Linked DNA regions of Homo sapiens: region 2 is linked to region 1. A link is a loop called in an ENCODE intact Hi-C map of the cell type or tissue named here. Cell type or tissue: sigmoid colon. All regions are shown on one strand. Each heading gives the region's core, and the rest is flanking DNA. Links, peaks and the distances in the headings are about the cores only. Region 1 has its middle 99 kb from the start of PAX1. Region 2 overlaps PAX1 (paired box 1).

Region 1 (2,800 bases), core at 78-2,577:
AGCTAAGGTGTGGCTGGGACCTGTGCATATGGAATAAATGTTTGCTCTTATAGGTAAATGCGATGTGGAAGTTGTTCATTACTCAACATTATTGCAGCAGAAGCCTGGTGAATATATCCTTAGAGATAGAGGGAAGGAAGTGAGAAGAAGTTCAGGAGGAGGCTTTTGAATTGCTGGGGATAATGGGAATAAGCAAGCACTCTAATAAGAGGATATGAACTTCCCCTAAGATCAAGACCCTATTTGAAGACTCCAAGACGTTACTGATGATGAACGGATTACTATATCAGGTAATACAGTGCTCTGTGAGTGAACTGCAAGAGTAATTACTTGTATCTCAAGAAAACCACTCCATGATTCTGAGGACAAATCCTGAGGTCATTCATTGAAAGAATGAATAGAAATTGGGATGGATAAATAAAATTGTGTGTGTGTATGTGCATGTGTGTGTATGTGAATGTGTGTGTGTATGTGTAAGTGCACGTGCACATGAATGACTACGTATGTTTATGCACTTGTGCATGCATATACATGTACGTGTGCTTGTATGCATGGGTGTGCATTATGTGCGTGTTTGCCTGTGTGTGCATGCATGCGTGTGTGTGTGTGTGTGTTCTCTGTGGAGGGAGGAGACTGGAGATTCTCTTCCCCAACATTCGAGGCCAGTTTGCCAAAAATCTTGGTGCTAACTGTATGTCCAGGTTACAGATCCACACGCAAATGCAGACCCAACAACACTGAGGCTCATCTTTTGGGTTTCTCCCCATCTTCTTCACCATGACTCAGTTCTCCAAGAAAAATGTTGTTGCTACTTTCAGGAACAGTCCAGGATGAGAGCTTAAGGTAGAGTCTGGACATGTGCATGGAAGCACAGCCATGATTCTATCTAATTGGCTCAAACAAAAGTCTTGGACAGTATTTTGGCTTTTTTTTTTTTTTTTTTTTGAGACATGATCTTACTCTGTCACCTAGCCTGGAGTTCAGTGGTGCGATCATAGGTCACTGCAGCCTTGATCTCCCAGGCTAAAGCAATCCTCCCACTTCAGCCCCATGAGTAGCTGGGACTACAGGTGCCCACCACCACACATGGCTAATTTTTTATTTTTTGTAGAGGTGGGGTTTCACTATGTTGCCCAGGCTGGTCTCGAACTCTTGGGCTCAAGTGATCCTCCCGCTTTGGCCTCCCAAAGTGTTAGGATTATAGGCATGAGCCACTGTGCCTAGCCTATATTTTTTGTGATTGGTTTTCTGAGTCTATAAAGAAAAAAGGATGTTCTTCAGCTATTTGGGGACTTTTGGCTCCACCCCAGGCCCATAAGTGAATGCAACAACAAGGTTTAATGACTGTTGGACACTGTGTTTATCGAGAGACATTCTGCAGGGAAGCAGAAACAACATAATTGCCTATAAAAACATCCTTTAAAAAGTTAGCAGTCTAATCCATAAAAATGAATTTTGGCAGGTGCAAATGTAGCCAGGGCCAAGGCAGGGCGTGCGGTGGATGGGGGCGGGAAATCCATTCAGGCGCGGAGGCTTGCCTGTTGTTGTCCCTGGAGTGCGCCGTCCTCTCTCTTGTTCCTGCTTCTTTTTTACTCTCCTTTCTCCTCAGCAGCCATCCTCACAGGTTTGATGTGTGTCCTTCTTTCCTGCCTTCCTGCTAGCTCTGAAGGGCATTTTTATTTGACATGGATGTGTATGGGGGATGTCCCCTGGCTCCTGACGCTTTTTCACTCAACACTGTAGCTTTAAGACCTACCCTTGTTGCGCCCGATGCACCTGGTTGGTTGCATTAACTTCTTCATGGTATTCCTGACTGTTCCTTACTGCATTAGTTCTCCGTCTCTCAATCACCTGCAGCTTCCCACAGGTACAAACAATGCTGGGTGAACATCCTGGTTCACATCTTCCGATGGACCGGGGTGGGGACTTCCCTGCGGTATGTACCTAGAAGCAGATTCCCTGGATCACAGGGTGCTTGTAGATTTAGAAGATGTAGAGTAGTCTGTATGTCTCAACTTGAAGTAATTCTTGCATTTTGTTCTTCCTTCACAGCCCTTCCACACCAATTCCTCCAGTTGGTCTCCCATTTCTGTTGTGATGCTGCTTTCCTGCAGGCTGGGTACCTCCCAGTCATCTTTGTCTTCTCTCTTCCCTTTCCCTTCATATCCAATCAGCTTCCTCATGCTCCTACCTCACCAGGTCTCCCATCCACACTTCATTTTTTCATTCCCACCGTCACAAGTCTGCATCAGATACTGATCATCCTTGAATAGATGAACAGTTTTCTCACTGTCCCCCACTTCAGGACTCTCCCTACATGAGCTGATTGTAGGTAAAAATGCACATTTGAATCTGGTTACTCCCTGGCCTCCAACATCCAGTGACTCCCCACTACCTTCTGGGCTGGAATCTCAGAGCCTATGGAAAATGACTCTGGTCTTCTGTCCCCAGCCAAGCCCCTCCTTTAGTCTGTCTCTTACACCCTCCTTCCTCCAGCTCCTCCTCACTGCCCTTGAGCAGTACCAAACCTCTCCATTTCTTCCAGTCCAGGATTGTCAAACTTCAGAGAGCAGAGGGAATCTGAAAGAAAGGGTGGAGAAGGCTAATGATCTTATTGTGACAATTCCTGCTGAATGGATCCAATGAGAGAATCACTGTTCTGCTTGCTCATGTATTGTTTTAGTTTGTTGCAATAAAATAAATATTTGCATGGAGGGGAAAAATGGCTTGATTTTCCCTGGTATTGTTTCCTTTAATAGGATCTCTTTCTCTCCCAGCCCGTTCCTGTTGATGTCTTGGT
Region 2 (2,800 bases), core at 171-2,670, 85 kb before region 1:
TATTGGAGGAAGTACTTGCAATGGATTGTAATAACTTCCCTGCCAAAGGTAGCTGTTTTTTGGCAAGAAGTAAGGAAAACAAACCAAAGGAAAGGAGGATTGAGGGGCAAGAGGCATGAAGTTTTGCCCTTCTTGAATATGCCCCGAGTTGTTCTACAGATCACTGAAGGGCATTTGAAGGTGTGAGGGGAAGGCTTCCTCTCCTTTGGAGGGAGTCAGTCTCTCTGGGCCAGGAAAGAGACATGGAGGCAGAGGGGTGCGGGAAAACCTTGTGTGAAGAAATACTGGCTACAAATAAAGTTTAGATTTTCAATACTGGCACAAGCATTTTTTTAAACCTATCCCAAATTCAATTTACTAAAATCCACGTGGAATTAACCTCCTGACGAGTGAACCCCACTCACTGACAACAGTATTTCTGCCATTTGTGTGTTTCTGGTAAGAAGGATGGAATTTATTTAATTGAACTGTGGTTTCGGTAAAGCACACTGTAGATTTCCTGGCATCAGCTTCCCTAGCTAGGATTACATTGGCCTGGGTTTCTTTTCAAAAGAAACTCTACCTGCCCCATGTAATGCTGGATGATATGAATTTAGAATCTTGCTAGAATGTGCCTGAGGAACTCAGTTGAAAGGACTGTGCATCCAGACAGGCTATATAATAAGAAACATTTGAATCCCTTCTTTTAATGGGCAAGATTTATGCACAAAGTGGTATTTGGTTTTCACCTTGACCTTGCTGTCTGAACCATAGCCTTACTCACTGAAGAAATGTCCTATGGTTGAGATATTTCTAGCCAAACGTTTGTATCTCAACCTTAAATTTTTTTTTCGTTTTTTTTTTTTTTTTTTTTTTAACAGAACAAGGAAGAATCACACTGTCTTCTTTTTCAAGGCCATAAAATGAGAACCACACATTTAGCCCCAGTCCAACTTGGGAATTCTAAACACTTGGAACAATTATACTCAGTTTAGTCTAGTCCTTTCTTTGGAGTTGAAACCAGTTGAAACTCCTGCTGCACTCTAAAGAGCTCTTGTCCAGGAGATGCAGCCTGTGATTCTTGTTGGAACACACATCTGTTTCTGGCTGGCCAAATCCAAAAGTGGAATCCCAATTGCAGTTTTCATGGGTGGCAGAATTTCAACTTCATTATAATGTAACCACCTGGGTTGCCTTCACTTTTCTTTTTCTTCTTAAGGATGAAATAGGCAGATAAGTATTCATTCAGCTATTAAATTACATTTCCATCCTGTAACGTCTTATTTCCTTTTTCTCTGGTGAAATATATTGACTTGATGGATTATCTGCAGTGTCATTTCTTATATAGACCTCACAATTTTAACTTTCAGAGTTTCTTCCAGTCATTTGCGGATGTGGTTTTAGCTTTGTAAGATTTTATTTTACCCCAAACAACAAACAGCAAAACAAAAATTACTAGATGGTTTTGATTTAACAACAATCTCTTGGATGAAAAGTAAGCAAGATATTTAAATGAATGGAAAGAAATTGACTTCTTAAAAAATTGAATTGGAGCCTGAAACTTGTGAAACATAAAAAATAAAATGCTTCTCTGGCAAACAAGTTGTAATATGATTAGCTTGAACCGGGAAGCTGAAAGTATTATTCTGGCCACCAGGGGGAGCACATATTGTTCCAGGAGATGAAGACAAGCATGAAGATAAATAATACAATGTAAAAGATTTGTCGTTTTGTTAAAGTGGCGACTTTCCTGTTGTGAAGGTCTACTTAGAAGAGAAGGGCTCTTGCTGTTGTTGTTGTTATTATTATTATTGTTAGCCAGATGCTCGCACATGTGGTAAAAAATGGACTTTCTAGGCTCATCAACACATGACTTAGCAAACAAGTTAGCTTAGACATCAATAGCACCTTGAAAATAAGTTTCACTTCCAACTTTGACTCTAATATATACATAGATTGAAGTCTTTGAGTTTAAAATAAACATATGTGAATTTTAAAAGCAACTAGCCAGGCACAGTGGCTCACACCTGTAATCCCAGCACTTTGGGAGGTTGAGGAGGAAGGATTGCTTGAGCCCAGGAGTTTGAGACCATCCTGGGTGACCTAGCGAGACCCCATCGCTATCAAAAAAAAAAAAAAAAAAAAAAAAAAAATTAGCTGGATGTGGTGTGCATGCCCATAGTTCCAGCTACTTGGGAGGTTGAGGCAAGAGGATTCCTTGAGCCCAGGAGAGGGAGGCTGCAGTGAGCTGTGATTGCACCACTGCACTCCAGCCTGGGTGACAGAGTACGACTCTGTCTCAAAAACAAAAAACAAAAAACAAAAAACCAACCTAATCTAAACTGATATTTTTGGGAAATAAAATCAATTTCATTTATATTTGTGAAATTTTAATTTTTTTGGTTCATTTGAGTTTGTCTCTCATTTTAAGCAACTTATCTATATTTAGTGATCTTTTTGAAAGTTTTAATCATTTAAAGTGACAATACAATATTTCTCTGTAAGGACCAACGTATTACAGAGGCAACAAACAGCAAGGAAAATGATTATCTTCTCACTCTCTATTTATTTTAGGATAAAATCCAGAAAGATTACCATGGGTGAGGCAACGATAATTTATTTCTTAGATTTAAAAAAAGGAGCCTCTCTTACCATCTGTAATGTGGTCGTTTGCACATATTTAACTCAGAATACCAGCTGTGGAACATCTTTATGCAGGAAGCAGTTTAGGAAAGGATAGGGGATGTGTAGCTAAAAGTTGGCAGAGCTATCTGGTTCAAAGTCTCAGTTTTACCACTTACCAGTTGTGTTGCTTTGGGTA

What was found. A loop is a pair of places that touch in the nucleus more often than their neighbours do. Peaks named below come from ENCODE experiments on the same cell type or tissue, not always from the same donor. Only the 100,000 strongest peaks of a DNase experiment are listed, where the experiment ranks them.
Region 2: it touches region 1 in a loop (3-fold over the local background); 1 of 110 quality-filtered maps calls a loop at or near these places.

What each region holds. Positions count from the first base shown.
Region 1 is chr20:21,803,584-21,806,383 of GRCh38, forward strand. No RefSeq gene overlaps it. Among named protein-coding and RNA genes, the nearest start is that of PAX1, 99 kb to the left of the region's middle. In sigmoid colon, for the core only: no CTCF peak of the experiment used is centred there; a DNase peak (open chromatin) is centred at 1,518.
Region 2 is chr20:21,718,169-21,720,968 of GRCh38, forward strand. It overlaps PAX1 (paired box 1), which reads left to right. Exons shown (of 5, transcript NM_001257096.2): 5 at 1-313. Among named protein-coding and RNA genes, the nearest start is that of PAX1, 14 kb to the left of the region's middle. In sigmoid colon, for the core only: CTCF peaks have their summits at 1,625 (motif pointing right) and 1,825; a DNase peak (open chromatin) is centred at 1,653; H3K27me3 peaks cover 385 bases.